Linked DNA regions of Homo sapiens: region 1 is linked to region 2. Evidence: chromatin loops called from intact Hi-C (ENCODE). Cell type or tissue: OCI-LY7. All regions are shown on one strand. Links, peaks and the distances in the headings refer to the core of each region. The heading gives the core; the rest is flanking DNA.

Region 1 (7,072 bases), core at 2,116-6,115, 220 kb after region 2:
CAGGGAAAAGCAAATCAAAAACCATAATGAAATATCACCTCACACTTGGTGAGTTGGCTGTTACCAAAAAGACAAAAGATAAGAAGGATGTGGGGCAAGCACATGGAGAAAAGGGGACGCTTGCGCACTGATCATGGGAATGTACATTTGTACAGCTATTATGGAAAACAGTATGGAAGGTCCTAAAAAATAGAACTACCATATGATCTGCAATCCCACTTCTGGGTATACACCCAAAAGAAAAAAATCAAAGATATATCTGCACTCCCATGGCTATTGCAGCATCATTCACTATGGCCACGTTATGGAATCAACAACCTAAGTGTCTAGCAATGGGTGAATGGATATAGGGAATGTGGTATTTATATATGATGGAATATTATTCAGCCACACAAGAAGGAAATCCTGCCACGTGTGATAACACGGATGAACCCCAAAAAGACTGCTAAGTGAAGTAAACCATTTAGTTACTTTTTTTGTGGAGAGACACTTAAGATCTCTCTTAAATCTCAAGTAGACCATGCAATATTATTAACTATAGTCACCATTATTCTCATAACTGATGGTTTATGCCATTTGACCAACTTCTCCCTATTTTCCCCACCCTTCAGTCCCTGGTAACCACTGTCTGCTCTTTGTTTCTGTGAGTTTGACTTCTTGAAATTCCATAATATAAGTGAGATCAAGCAGTATGTTTCTTTCTGTGTCTGGCTTATTCACAGATCAGGAAGCTGACTTAGAGATACAATGTGACTTAAGTAAGGCCAAGTGGCTCTTGAGCGGTGGAAATCGAATCTGGTCCTCAGGTCTGTACACTTACCCACTGCTCTATGCTGCCTGCCATGACTTCTAGTGCCTCTTTCTCTTCCTGGAATTCTCTAAGCACCCAGCCTGGCCCTTCTGTCTCCTTTGTACCTGCTTATCCCATTACTCAAAGGTCAAGATCATGGGATGCATCTGTGAGCATCTGTGAAGTTCTGGGAATTTCCATGTGCTTGAGGGATCCAGTGGCTGTTATCATCTGTGGTGCCTGAGAACTGGGAAGAAAAGACAGAAATGGAATGAGTGATGTCACCGAATGCTTGCTTAATGTCTGCCCATGTTCACAGCTCAGGATGAGGACTTTTAGTTGACTAACAGCTTCGATTTCCAGAATAAAATATCTAGTGATTGTTTGAACTGCGAAATCCTCATTATGTGAAATGCCAATTCGAAGCCCCAGCGTGTTACCTTCTCCTGGACAGTAATGCTTCTGAACAGAAAGGGCATCTTACTCGAAGTGAGCATGCAATTAGTCTTGACAAAAGAATTGAAAATGAAATCCTAATTTGTGCTGTGTTTATCGATCTGCACTGCTGTCTTTGCTGCAGCCTTGGAGCTTGTCTCCATCAGCACCTTCTTCCCAGGGACAGCTCTTTTTATGTTGAACATGGTCAGGCCTAATTGGAGTCTTGCTGTTGGTCTCCCAGAGCTTCAGGAATCTCAGTTCAGCCTCAGTTGGAACAAGGGAGTTGGGTTACCCCAACAGTACTTTGGAAAATGAATCATGGTGGTTGCCGATATTTTCGTTGGCATTTTTTCAGAAAGAGCCAGTGCCATGGCACTAGGAAGGGCCCCTGCTGAATAGCAAAGGAGGAGGCAGTCCTTGTAGAGAGACCAGGCGGTAGGACAAAGTTAGGGTTTGCTTTATGGTTTCCCCTTCCCTCTGTTTCTAGAACTCACACAGAGAGTTTGGACCCCTGAAAGTGATTATTCTTTTGCTTGGGATGATTTTCCCAGCATGTGCATAACTGACTGTGTCTCATTATTCAGGTCTCTGCGCAAGTGTTGCATCCTCAAAGAGGGCTTCTCTGGCAGTCCTATATAAAGTGTCTCTACTTTCCTGGGCATTCTTGTTCATACTTTCTCATTTTATTTACTCATGTAATTTGTTATTCTGTAAAATTACCTCATTTATTTTATGTCTCTCCAGCTAGAATATATGTTCCATGAGGTCAGAGACTCGGTTTTGTTTTCTGCTGTCTGCTGAGCATAACGGGTGCTCTATAGGTGATTTTTTAGTGAACGATTAAGTGAGCGAATTAATGAAATCCATTATAGAGGCAGCTAATCAGGTGGGCCTTCCCTCTGTTTTAGCTGGCAGATTTTAAGAGTGAAACCCAGAATATCTCTTCCAGAAAAGCCTAAGATGAAGCAAGGTTTGAATAAAGTCAAGAGGGATAGAGCTTGGTGGTGAATAAAAGGAGACTTTTACTGCTTCTCTCAACTTCAGCTGAAAATCTTTCCTGAGGCAACATTGTCAAGCCCATTACTTGGGTTATTTCACAAGTCATCAAAGGGTCTGCCATTGATCTGGGTTGTTGGGAGACTAAACAAATGCAATTCCCTAATTGGCTTCTAGATGGAAACTGCATTCAGCCCTGAGCTGAGAGCGATTTATCTTGTATGCAGGACAGTGGTGCGGAGAGGAGGAGTAATGGGCTAGCATCGGAAAGGGATAGATTGAGTTTAGGTGTTTAGAAATAACTGTTTTGTCAGATAAATCAGGCAGTGGGGCGATCTGATTAACGATCACAGAATAATCATTTGGTGCTTTAAAAGAAGCTAGAAATACTGAGAGAAGAGAGAATAAGAAATTGAGGGACAAGACGAGAAAAAGTTTTCTTATTCTGCATTGTTCCCACCATCCACTTGGGGCCACCCGCAAGTAAAAGAGAAGCTGTGTTCACACACAGATGAGTTTAAAAGGGTGAGAAATCTCACTTGAAACTAGCATTAAGATGCATCTTATGCTTTAAAAAATTTTTAATTAAGGTATAATGCATGCAGCAAACTTTGTAAAGTGCACTAATTTTAAATGTACAGCTCAATTAATTTTTACGTCTAAAATCATCAACCAGACAAGACATAAAGCATTTCCAGCTCCCCAGAAGAGTTCCTTTTGCCTCTTCCCAGTTAACATCTCCCAGAAGTAGCCACTGTCCTGAATTATACCCTCATACATTATGTAGTCTTTTGAACCTGGCTTACTGTGTTCAGCTGTGAGAACAATGTCTGTGTGATTTATCCATGTTATTGTGTTTCTTAGCAGTTTATTATTTTTAATTTCTGTGTCATATTCCATTGTATAAATATACGAAATTTATTCTCTTGCTGATGAACATTTGGATTGTTTCCAATTTTTGGCTATTATAAATATATTTAAAATAAATGTTTCCAATAAATGTTGGAAATATGCTTGGATATTTTCTTGACTCTTTGTGGGTGGCCAGGAGGGTTGAGGATTGGAACTTGGAACCAAAGTCTCTGAAATAAAGTTCGAATCAATCATACCCTCTGGTTCCCAGCAGCCCTCCATATAGCAGAAATTATAATCTCTGGACATTGCACACAGTTAAACAATTTATCTAACCTAGGCAGCCAAAATGTATTCCACTGCAATGATGACAATTCATTCCTCCTTATACATGATGGGTCACAGGCAAGAATGACACCGTAATAGCCAACATTTATTAAACACACATTATGTCCCAAGCCTGTGCAAAACTCCACCTGGGCTACCTCACTCATTCTTATTTACAGATTACAACATAGGCAGTATTTTTATCTCTTTTTAAAGATGAGAGGCTGTAGAAAAGATCATTCAAATGCAAAGTACTAAAATAATATAAAAACTTAAATCCTTTAATAATGATAGACTCAAAAACAGTAATAATTTAAAATAGATGGAGTGGACAGGGTGTGTTAGGACAGGGTTAGCCATCAAGGAGTCTGTCCCCGGATAAGATAGGCCTTGGGCAAACAGCTCTATGGCGGGTGTTCCAGTGTAGCTTCCTCTTTGTAGACTGACTAGCTATATAGGGGAGTAGTTCGCAGGCTCAGGGATGTCTGCACATGCATGAGTTGGGTGCTTCACGAAAATGCCAGTTCCTTGGTTACGCCCTAAGGTGACTGAACCAGAATTTTGGAGGATGGCTCTCAGGCATCTTGTTTTTAACATGCACCCCAGATGATGCTGATGGGTAGCCAGGGTGGATGTCTCTAGAGCCCCCTCTAGCGGTGACTTTTGAAGAAAGTCTTTGCCATTGTTGTCTCATCTGTTCAACTTGTGGGTGATTGACTGGGCCTTTGAATGCATTGACCAGATGACTTTATGTCACAAAGCCTTAATCACTAACTTTATATAAATCTACTTTCACAAATAATATAACCGTTCAATTCTTTCTGTGATGGCTGCTTTTATTTCCACAAAAATCAAGACAACAGCACATCTAATTAGACTCACAGAATGCTCAAGAGTTTGGGTCATGTGTTTTGGCTTTTGAAATTTATCTTTTTAATTTTCAGTGATAGAGATAGGGTGAGAGGAGCATACTTTTTTTTAGAACCTAATTTTTGACTTTCTAAGTTCAAGACTCATTATGACCCAGTTTTTCAGGGATCAGTAATGATACAGTGCTTACATTTCATAGAATGCCCATATTGGAGATGAAAACATATGCTCCTTTCCTTGCTGCTGTTCTATTTGGAGGGTATTTTATGAAAGTGTCAGGCTGATGAGTAACATATCCTTATCCATATTCAAATTTTCCAGGAAGTTATCTACAAATGGCTTCCAGTAATTTAAAGTAACTTAATGTACTGTAAGCAAAACTCCTTTTCTCATTTGTTTTCTGAAGTGAGAGAAGTATCACCTAAATATTTCATTAATGGGAATCTTACAAAGCTTCCCTGTATCTCAAGAAAGACCAAGGGCTACTGAAGGATCTTGTCCTTGGTCCAAGGGATTTCAGGGGATGCACCTGTCTTCCAGGTGTATCATAAAGGTCAGGAGGTGTGTCTGGAGGTGTTGCAGGGAATGGTCCTTAGCTACTCCAAGCTTCCTTAGCTCCAGTCTGGGGAGCTGGAAAGGCGTCAATCTTGTGCAAGGTGAGTGGAGATGCTCATGGAAACAGTGGAGGAGCTGGTGCTTGAGTGGAAGAGAAAACGGAACACCCTGCATTTGGGTCATGGTCCCAGCACATACTGACTGCACACCCTTGGGCAAGTTATCTAACCTTTTTGTGCATGCACTGATCTATAAAATGTGCATGATGATGATACAGCATCAGCCTCCACAGGGTTGCTGTGTGCACTCCACGGGAATCTGTATAAAGCTCAGTGTCAGACAGCAGTCACTTTTCTTATTGTATCTGGGGCTGCAGACCCTGTGTCTCTTTCCCAGTGGAACTTATAAGTGCTCAGCTGTGATGTTTTTACAATGTACAAATAAGTTGCTGATTTGTTCAGTTTTTGTTTACACTTGGACTTTTATTTATTTATTATTTTTAGAGACAGTGTTCTTCTCTGTTGCCCAGACTGAAGTGCAGTTGCACAATCACAAGTCATTGCAGCCTTGAACTACTGAGCTCAAGCAATTCTCCTATCTCAGTCTCCCAAGTAGTCATGACTGTAGGCACGTGCCATCATGCCAGAAAAATTTTTCAATTTATTTTCTTTTTTTTGTAGAAACAGGGTTTTGCTTGTTGCTTAGGCTTGGATGGTCTTCATAATAAAAACTCCTGGAGCAGGAAGTTTGGAGTGGTTGTTTCATGGAGTGTTGATAACCTGAGTTGTATGATTTAGATGGATGGATAACAGTAGGGGCTTGATGGAATAAAGCCTCTCCAGCCAAACTACTCATCCCTCCACCTTGCCTGTGGGCCCCATATTTCACCATTGTGATGTGCGGGAGTGTGTGGCAGCAGGTGGCAGTTGTCTTGATGAAGCCCAGAGCTACCTGGCAGAATCCTGGGAGAATAAGGTACATGTGTTCTATGGGGAAAATGTGCAGAGACATGGGTGCCATGGAGCTGGGTGTAGCCAGTGAACCAGGAATGGCAGCCAGGTCTGCGGAGACATGTCACTGCCGCAGTCCCTCCAGCCCACACGTTTCAGCTTGCAGGTGCCTGCTAGCCACGTGACTACAAAGGAGGGGCCTCCAGCGTGTCCTTCCAACACTCCTCAGACCTGAAGGATTATTTTTCCTCTCAGCCAATCTTCCCCTTTAGGGGTCCTAAATCTCTTTTAAATTTCAGCTTAGCCAAAACTCTCCAGCATTTAAATACAATTTGAATCTGAATGTCTTGGGACTGGGTCTGTGCTACAGTTACCTCCATTTCTGCTGCCTGTCACTCCCAGCTTCACTTTTCCCCTCCTGCTGACCCTTCTGGGCACTTAACTGGGTTGCCTTTGGGAAGATATGAGTTTTTCCAGGAAACCTTCCCTGCTGCCCCCAAGAATCCAGCGTTTCTTTGGACTTCTGCAGCCTCCTGCGTTTTCCATCAGTGCTTTGCACATCAGTGTTTCTTTAAACCATTTATTAGGAAATAGTTATAGATCAGAGCAGTTGCAAAACAAGTGCAGAGTTATACCCATCTCCCAGCCTCCACCTATGGCAATATTTTATATAACTGTAGTGCATTATGAAAATCAGGAACTTGGCATTGGCACAATGTGCTTAACTACTAGACTACGATGGACAAATAAGTTGCTGATTTGTTCAGTTTTTGTTTACACTTTGGAATTTGTTTTTAATTTTAGAGACAGGGTCTTGCTCTGTGGCCCAGACCGGAGTGTAGTTGCACAATCACAACTCATTGCTGCCTCAAACTCCTGGACTCAAACAATTGACCTGGTCTACTCAGATTTCACCAGTTTTTACATGGACTCATTTTTTTGTGTGTGTGCATGTTTTTGTGCACAGTTCTAGGAAATTTTGTCACCTGTATGGAGATTTGTATAGACATCACCACAATCAAGATACAGAACTGTTCCCACACCATAAGGAACCTCCTCCCCATACTGTCTGTGTCTTAATTTCCTCTTCACCTGTCTGACTTCTCCAGCAGGTGGTCAGCCTGCTCAGAGCAGGGTTCTGCTCACTGCTGAACTTTTTAGGACACAGAGTAGGTGCTCAGAAAATAGGAGTTGAAGAATGAGGGAATGAATCTGGAAGTCTTTCCAGAATGACCTGCGCATGCCAAGCCCTGTGCTGTGGGGGCTTCAGGGAGAGTGAGATGTGGTTTCCTGC
Region 2 (7,072 bases), core at 2,046-6,045:
CAGGGTTGTGAGTTTCAGAGAGGTTAACACGTGTGGGCACATCTTCAGTGGAAAAGTCAACGGAGGCCTGGCCCCTGAAGGTGTGCAAAGTCCACACCAGCGATGCACCATCCGAATGATCTTGAGCAAGATGCTTAAGCTTCCAGAGGCTCAGTTTTCTCATCTATAAAATGGGACTAATAATATTACCTATGTAACAGTGCTGCTCCAAAACGACATGAGGAACTCCATGTGTAACACTCAGTGTCTTACACATGGAACCTTCATGAAAACATGAGCTATCATGTGAGGCAATGCAGAGGTTGGGAAAATGAAGTGTTTTCCATAGTCTTTTTATTAGCAGACGTCACAAGCTTGTGGACAAATAAAAACTGTCTGTGGAGAGCTGACATGTTTTGTTTAGCTCAAAATATTGGGGAAAAAAAGTCCACTTGTCAACAGTGAAAAATGAGATTTCTCACGTTTAGAGAAGTCGTGAATTTCAATTTTAAAATATTTTGGAACAAAGTCAAAAGGTGTAACAGCCGTGGGCCGAAGCCAGGCAGTCGTGACTTAGAGGTGTGTGCGCTCCGCCTCCACCCAGCCGGCACTTCCGCAGCCTCCACTCAGCTCACTTTCCTGTGCGTGTTCCTGGCCTGGCCCCGTGGGCTTTGTGGTTTATGACTCTGTCTTAAAGGACTGTGTCCAGTGTAGATCTGGGATATAAAAAGGTTTGAATGAGCCTACAGCAAGCTGAGGCTAAAAGGATCAAGACTTTATAATGGAATCTAATATTTTAAAACAAGCTATTCTTATTTTCTTAGCTATAAAAGCATTTGATCAGCAGACTTGCCTTGCCTCCAGCCAGAGCAGCTCTAGCAATAGCTCAGCTGTCTGTGTTCCAGGAGCCCTGACTGCCTCCGCTGCTGCCACCAGCTCTGCAGACCAAGAGCCCCCACGTGTGGTGCTAAGTGACAGGAGGAACGGTGCACCTGGGCATGGCTGGGTCAGGTCCCCTGCAGCCCGGCTTTTCCTGTGGAGCCACGTGGTCTGCCAGTGTGGGGAGTCAGTGCAGACTTTGCCCAGGAGAGGCTGAGACAGCCAGTGCCTCCTGACCCTCCTTGGCTGACTGTGGCTCACAGCTCCTTGTGGCCTCTCTGGTGAGGTCCTAAGTGACTGAGCAGTCAGCTATGTTTTGTTGTGAGACTGTGACCGGCTTGGAATTGCACTGCTCAGTATTTGTTTTTGCTTTTTCTCTGCCCCTCTTTCTTCCTCATTCCTGCTTCTTTCTTTGGGATTGCACCTCCAACAAAGCTTTAGCCTGTAAGCTTTTGTCGTAGGCTCAGCTTTTTAGGGCAACTGGAATAAAGTGTACATGTTCATTGCAGACAGTCTGCAAAATGCTGAAAAAATAAAGACCGTAAAATAAATCACTCATAATCCTAACATCCAGTGATAGTCAAATCATTGTCACTGTGAGTCTTTCTCCTCCTTCTCCCCTCCTTCTCCCCTCCTTCTCTTCATCTTCCTCCTCCTCCTCTTCCTTTTTCTCTCTCCTCATTTAAACAGGTGAGATTAGGAGAATTAAGACTGAGATAAAATAGCTTGAAAAGACATGGCTTAGAGAGGATTTTATGCTTGTCTTGCTATAAAGAAGAAGGTTTTATAGTAAAGATGCTGAATAAAAGGACAATATATTAAATAACAAATTCAGAAAGAGAGGTTAGGTGCGTAAAAGAAGTTGAGACTGCCAGAAGCGTTCTGCACTGAAAGGAATTCCTAGGAAAGAAGGCTGTGGCATCCCCACTGAATGAATAAAGTATGGGGTTTCAGGGACAGGAAAAACAGAGAAAATCAAAGAAAGAGAGAGTACAGAGCTGCTCAGGGCAGCACCTTTTCTGGCAGAAGAAAAGCAGCCACAGAAAGCTGGCTCAAAAGGCAAGCACTTGATGGAAAAGAAGAGACAAAAATCAGAGAAGGAGAAGTAATGCAAATTGAGTTTATATATTTTTATTTTTATTTTTTTGAGATGGAGTCTCTCTCTGTCACCCAGGCTGGAGTGCAATAGCACAACCTCATCTCACTGCATCCTCCACCTCCCAGGTTCAAGCGATTCTTCCTGCCTCAGCCTCCCAAGTAGCTGGGACTACAGGCATGAGCCATCATGCCTGGTTAATCTTTGTATTTTTAGTAGAGACGAGGTTTCACCATGTTGGCCAGGCTGGTCTCAAACTCCTGACCTCAGGTGATCCACCTGCCTCAGCCTCTCAAAGTGCTGGGATTAGAGGTGTGAGCCACTGTGCCTGGCCATTTGTTGTTTATAAAAAAATTCATATATAATTAATCGTACTTTGAATTTTCATAAGAGGTTGTTTAGCAATGGGGAAAACAAATTTTAAATACATATGTGTCCTATGTAAATACATTTATGATAAGACACCTGTGAGTGTCAAAGGATGCCCTAGGTCTGTGGACATGGAGGCTCTATAAGGCGAATATAATAACAGCAGTACAGGCGCCCCTAGGCTGAGTGCTTCCTCACTGGTATTGTTTGCTAATTGTTTCTGGAGGTGACTAAGGATGGATGGCAATAAAAGTTTGGGGGAATGTATTTTTGATTGACCCCAAAATGGTTTTGCTGTTAAATGAGGTGAGCATAATGTAGGGTTTATTCTCCTCAGGAGGACTCTATAGATTTTCATATCCCATTTACATCAATAGCAGGATAATTTATCTTGATTACAGGGAATACTGAGGGAAGTAATTGTCATGTGCTGCTTATTATAGTGCTTCCAAATAAATCCCAAACTCCACGATATAGAGGTTTTAAAACCAGCCACAGGGCGTGCACGATGGCATTGGTTTCAATAATCAATAGTAAATGATCCATGAATCAGAGATGCTTTCTTAGAGTGATCATAATGGCTTCTATTCCTTTCCTTTCCAGCTCATTAACGATCAGCTTTTAAAAACATGTCCAACCTGGGTGGCACTTTCATAGGGAGGAGCTGCCGCCTGTGTGTCAGAGCCCGGAGTACTGGGTGACCGCAGGCCAGATGCACAGCCAGGAACTCCGCCCAAATCAATGGCCTCCTGTACATTTTAGGTAACACCTCCTAACCTGTGTTTTGGTCTTTTGTTTTGTCAGGATAGCCACTGAGCAAGCCTGTAAGGCTATTGGTCTGCCCATTCTGGTTTCTTCACCAATGAGAAAACTGGGACCTGGGGAGTTTGCAGAAGCCATCCAAGGGCACCTGCTTCTCACAGCACAGCAGCTTCCTGCAGCCCTCCCTCCTGTCTTGTTTCTCCCTTAATTGAGAGGAGAGGCCAGAACCAGATGCAGGCAGTTCCAACAGTAATGAATTGCTCTAAGGTGTGGATCCAAGAACCGGTGACAAGGTCAGGAAATTCCATCCCGGGACACTGACCCAACTAAGAGACTGTGCATGATGGCTAAGTTCAGAGCTCTGAGGAGATGGTAAAACTCATTTGCAACGAAACAAGATATTTTCCAACTCTGCAGCCAGGTGAGTAGGGTGTTTGCTTTATTGGAAATTGGTTTCTGAAATATTTGGCGGAGGAGGCTGTGAAAGGTGTTGGCAGATGTCAAACAGCACCCCCTGGTGGAATGCAGTGGCCCTGAGTCTTGGTCTGGCAGCCTTTTTTTTTTTTCAATTGTGTAAATTTAAGATGCACAACAAGATGTTTTGATATACATATTTATAGTGAAGTGATTATTTACAGATGACCAATTTAACATATCCATCTCCTTCTATAGTTTCCTTGAGTGTGTACACACTAACAGCACCTAAAATCAACTCTTTCAGTAAATTTTCAATATACTCTACAATATTAGTAAGTGTAGTCCTCTTGCTGTACATTAGATCCCCAGACTTATTCATCCTACATAACTGCAAGTTTGCACTCTTTAACCTACATCTCCCCACCATTTCCTTGCCTTCCCTACCCCTGGGAGCCACTTTTCTTCTATTCTGTTTCTTCCTTCTTCCTTCATTCTTGTTTCTTCCTTCTTCCTTCTTCTCTCCTTCTCCTTCTTGTTCTTCTTCTTCTACTACTTCTTCCTCTTCTTTTTTTCTTCCTCCTCTTCTTCCTCCTCCTCCTCTTCTTCTTCTTCTTTTTCAGACTCCACACCTCAGTCGACTCCACATCTCAATGAGATCATGCAGTATTTCCTGTGCCTGACTTACCTCACTTAGCATAATGTCCTCACCCAGTCTGGCATCAGGCTGCAGCCAGCTCTGCCAGCAGGGCCAGGGGCCTAGATGGACAGCTGGTCAGGGAAGCCTGCTGGATGCCCCCTTCCCCTCAGCTGCACCTGGGCCCCAGGGGCTCTGGCCTCTCCTGGGGGATCCCATCTCATTCAACCCATGAGCAGTGGAGGAGGTGGTGCAGTGAGCCAGGAGAGTGTTCCAGTCATTTTGACTCATAACTTACACATTCTTGTCCAGCACCTCCTGTGCCTGCCCTGCATCCTCTCAGCCCCACCTCTGACTCCAGCCACAGCTCAGACACGTGCTCTGTGGGCTTTCGCCTGCTTCCCATGGACAGTGGCTCACCCCAAAATACGCTTTCTCTGAGGGCTTTGGAGAGACAGGGGGATCCCATCATGAGGAGTGCTGGAAGAGGTCTTTGTGCAGCCCCAGTGCTCCTGCTTGGTGGCCCCTCAACCCTCCCACTGTTCCTCCACTCTCCCATGTTAGGGCCCCTTCTCTTTGGGCCCCCATTCAAATCTTCATATATATATATATATATATATTTATATTTATATATATTTATATTTATATATTTATATATATATATATATATTTTTTTAATTCATCAGGGCTCTTGGCTGTTACTTCCCTCTGGCCTGGCCAGAGACTCACTTATGTGATCTCATGAAGATTGGCCCATCATGCTCAGCCACCTTCCGGCAGCCACGAATGGGGAGACACTTTGACATTCCATTTGCCCGTTTCGTTGCTCCTCTCCTGACTTGGGAGGGAAAGAAAGCAGTTTAGACATATGCTTTGGTGTGTGATATGAATTATGCCACTTTCTCCCTTCACTCTGTAACTTTAGAAATGTTTCAACAGTCATTTATATTTGTGTTAAAGCTCACTGAGTTTCACTTTCCTCAACTGAAATTTACCAAGTGCCTGGGCTTTCCCAGGCCTCGTGCTCCAACAAGTCATAATAAAGTAAATTGGCAGCTACCAGATAGTGCTGCAGTGCTGACGAGCCAGTGCGCAAAACGCTTCAGAAGCACAGAGGAGGGAGGGAGGGTCGGGCTGGGGGCACCAGCTTCACCCTGGGAAGTCACCCCCCAGCCCTGGCCCTCCCCATCCCAGGCAGGCTCCACAGGAATTAGTGTCACCTCATTCCCCCTCCCTGCTGTCATTGTCTTTTCTGGAAGAAGAGGCTGTGAGGTCCTTGCCAAGCTCAGCAGGTTGGCAAGGGACCCCGTCATTCCTTCTTTGTCATTCCCCTGATGATGGGGTTCTATTTCCCAGGGCAGGTGCTGGGGAGGCAGGTGGAGCAGAGAGAGAGGCTCATTTCCACTGAGGAGAGAATGCCTTCCAAAGGTCCCTGCCTTTGGATTCAGTTTGCTGCTCTTCTGCTTGGGAACCAGCTCTACTGTGGGCAAGGCAGGGATTCTGCATGAGGAAGAGGGTGCTTACCCCCCCACCCCATAGACACTGCTGAGGGCTGCCAGGAGGAGGCAAGCCAAGGCCCTTCCAGCTCTGCCTTTGAGGCCCGTGCCATGCTGAGACCCTCTCCAGGCACAGGGGCCAAAGCACAGGGCTAGGACTAGGATGTGCTAGGCACATCTAGAGACAGGGTGTGGTTCTCCACTCTCCGGGCCTGTTTTCCCACCTTAAAAATAGGGCAGAGAGAAGCCTTGACTATCAGATTTGTGGGTTCCCACCCAGTTCCTCATGCTTCGGGGCTCTGTGGCAGGTTAGAAGTGAAGGATTGTGGAATAAATGCAGAGGAAAAACACAGAAGTGAATAGAGATGAGAGGAAGTTGGCGAGGGGAAGAGAGAGGGGGAAAAGAGGCAGAGAAAAAAATCAAAGAGGAGAGAAAGTGGGAATGAGAGAGGAGAGAGAGAGTAAATGAACAAGAGAAGGAGGGAGAATATGAGTAAGTAAATAACAAGGACAGAGTACTGTCTTCCCTCTGGCTAGACTGCGCCCTGGTCTCCATGGTGATGGGATGCAGAGGGTTGGGGAAGGCTGCTCTCACCCCTCCTGGGGTGAAGCAGACCAGGTCACAGCAGCTGGGCAGGGCCTGACTTGGTGGCCTTCCCTGTGCTGTGCCTGCCTTTGGCTGGTGGCAGGGTGGGATGCACTCTGAGAAGATGCCTCTAACCATCGTTGTGGACATGACTGACACCCATCCCAGGTGGCGCAAGGATTGCCTCCTTGGTCTTCCAGAGCCCCTGGCACTGCCCCATTCATAGTTCAGCTCATTCTGGCCCCAGATTGCCTTCTCCTCCAGACTGCAAGCTCCTCCAGGGAGCTTTAGCTGGGGGTCCTTAGTTCTGTTGTACCATAGATGCCTTTGGGCAAAGCCAGTGGACCCCGTTTCTGAACAATTTTTTAAATGCATGTAGTAAAATACACAGAATTAACAAAATCAATTATATTGAAATATACTTATTAACATTAAAATGTAATATAATAACAGATTTGCTTTTCTAGTAATACATTATAGCAGCAGGTCTGATAAGCATCATAATTCCAACGTTGTGATCAGTATAAATGACACAGCATGATATCTGCAAAAACCGTGCTGTGAAATGGAGGCCTCTATGGCTTATATTGATGACAAGGTCCCAGGTACTAATAATACTATTAGGGACATGCTCAATTTCAGCTCGAGGTTGGTGAACACAAAAGAATAACTTTTGGCCAGGCACAGTAATCCCAGCACTTTGGAAGGCCGAGGCGGGCAGATCACAAGGTCAGGAGATTGAGACCATCCTGGCTCACATGGTGAAACCCCGTCTCTACTAAAAATACAAAAAAATTAGCCAGGCGTGGAGGCAGATGCCTGTAGTCCCAGCTACTCAGGAGGCTGAGGCAGGA

What was found. Hi-C counts contacts between places; a loop is a spot of excess contacts. Peaks named below come from ENCODE experiments on the same cell type or tissue, not always from the same donor. Only the 100,000 strongest peaks of a DNase experiment are listed, where the experiment ranks them.
Region 1: a loop joins it to region 2, with 2.7 times the contacts of the local background. A loop is called at or near these places in 1 of 110 quality-filtered maps.

The regions. Positions count from the first base shown.
Region 1 is chr19:28,239,495-28,246,566 of GRCh38, reverse strand. No RefSeq gene overlaps it. Among named protein-coding and RNA genes, the nearest start is that of ERVE-5, 360 kb to the left of the region's middle. In OCI-LY7, for the core only: CTCF peaks have their summits at 3,849 and 4,053 (motif pointing left); a DNase peak (open chromatin) is centred at 4,056.
Region 2 is chr19:28,462,836-28,469,907 of GRCh38, reverse strand. It overlaps the pseudogene LOC100420587. Among named protein-coding and RNA genes, the nearest start is that of ERVE-5, 140 kb to the left of the region's middle. In OCI-LY7, for the core only: CTCF peaks have their summits at 3,397 and 3,606 (motif pointing left); a DNase peak (open chromatin) is centred at 3,587; H3K27ac peaks cover 441 bases.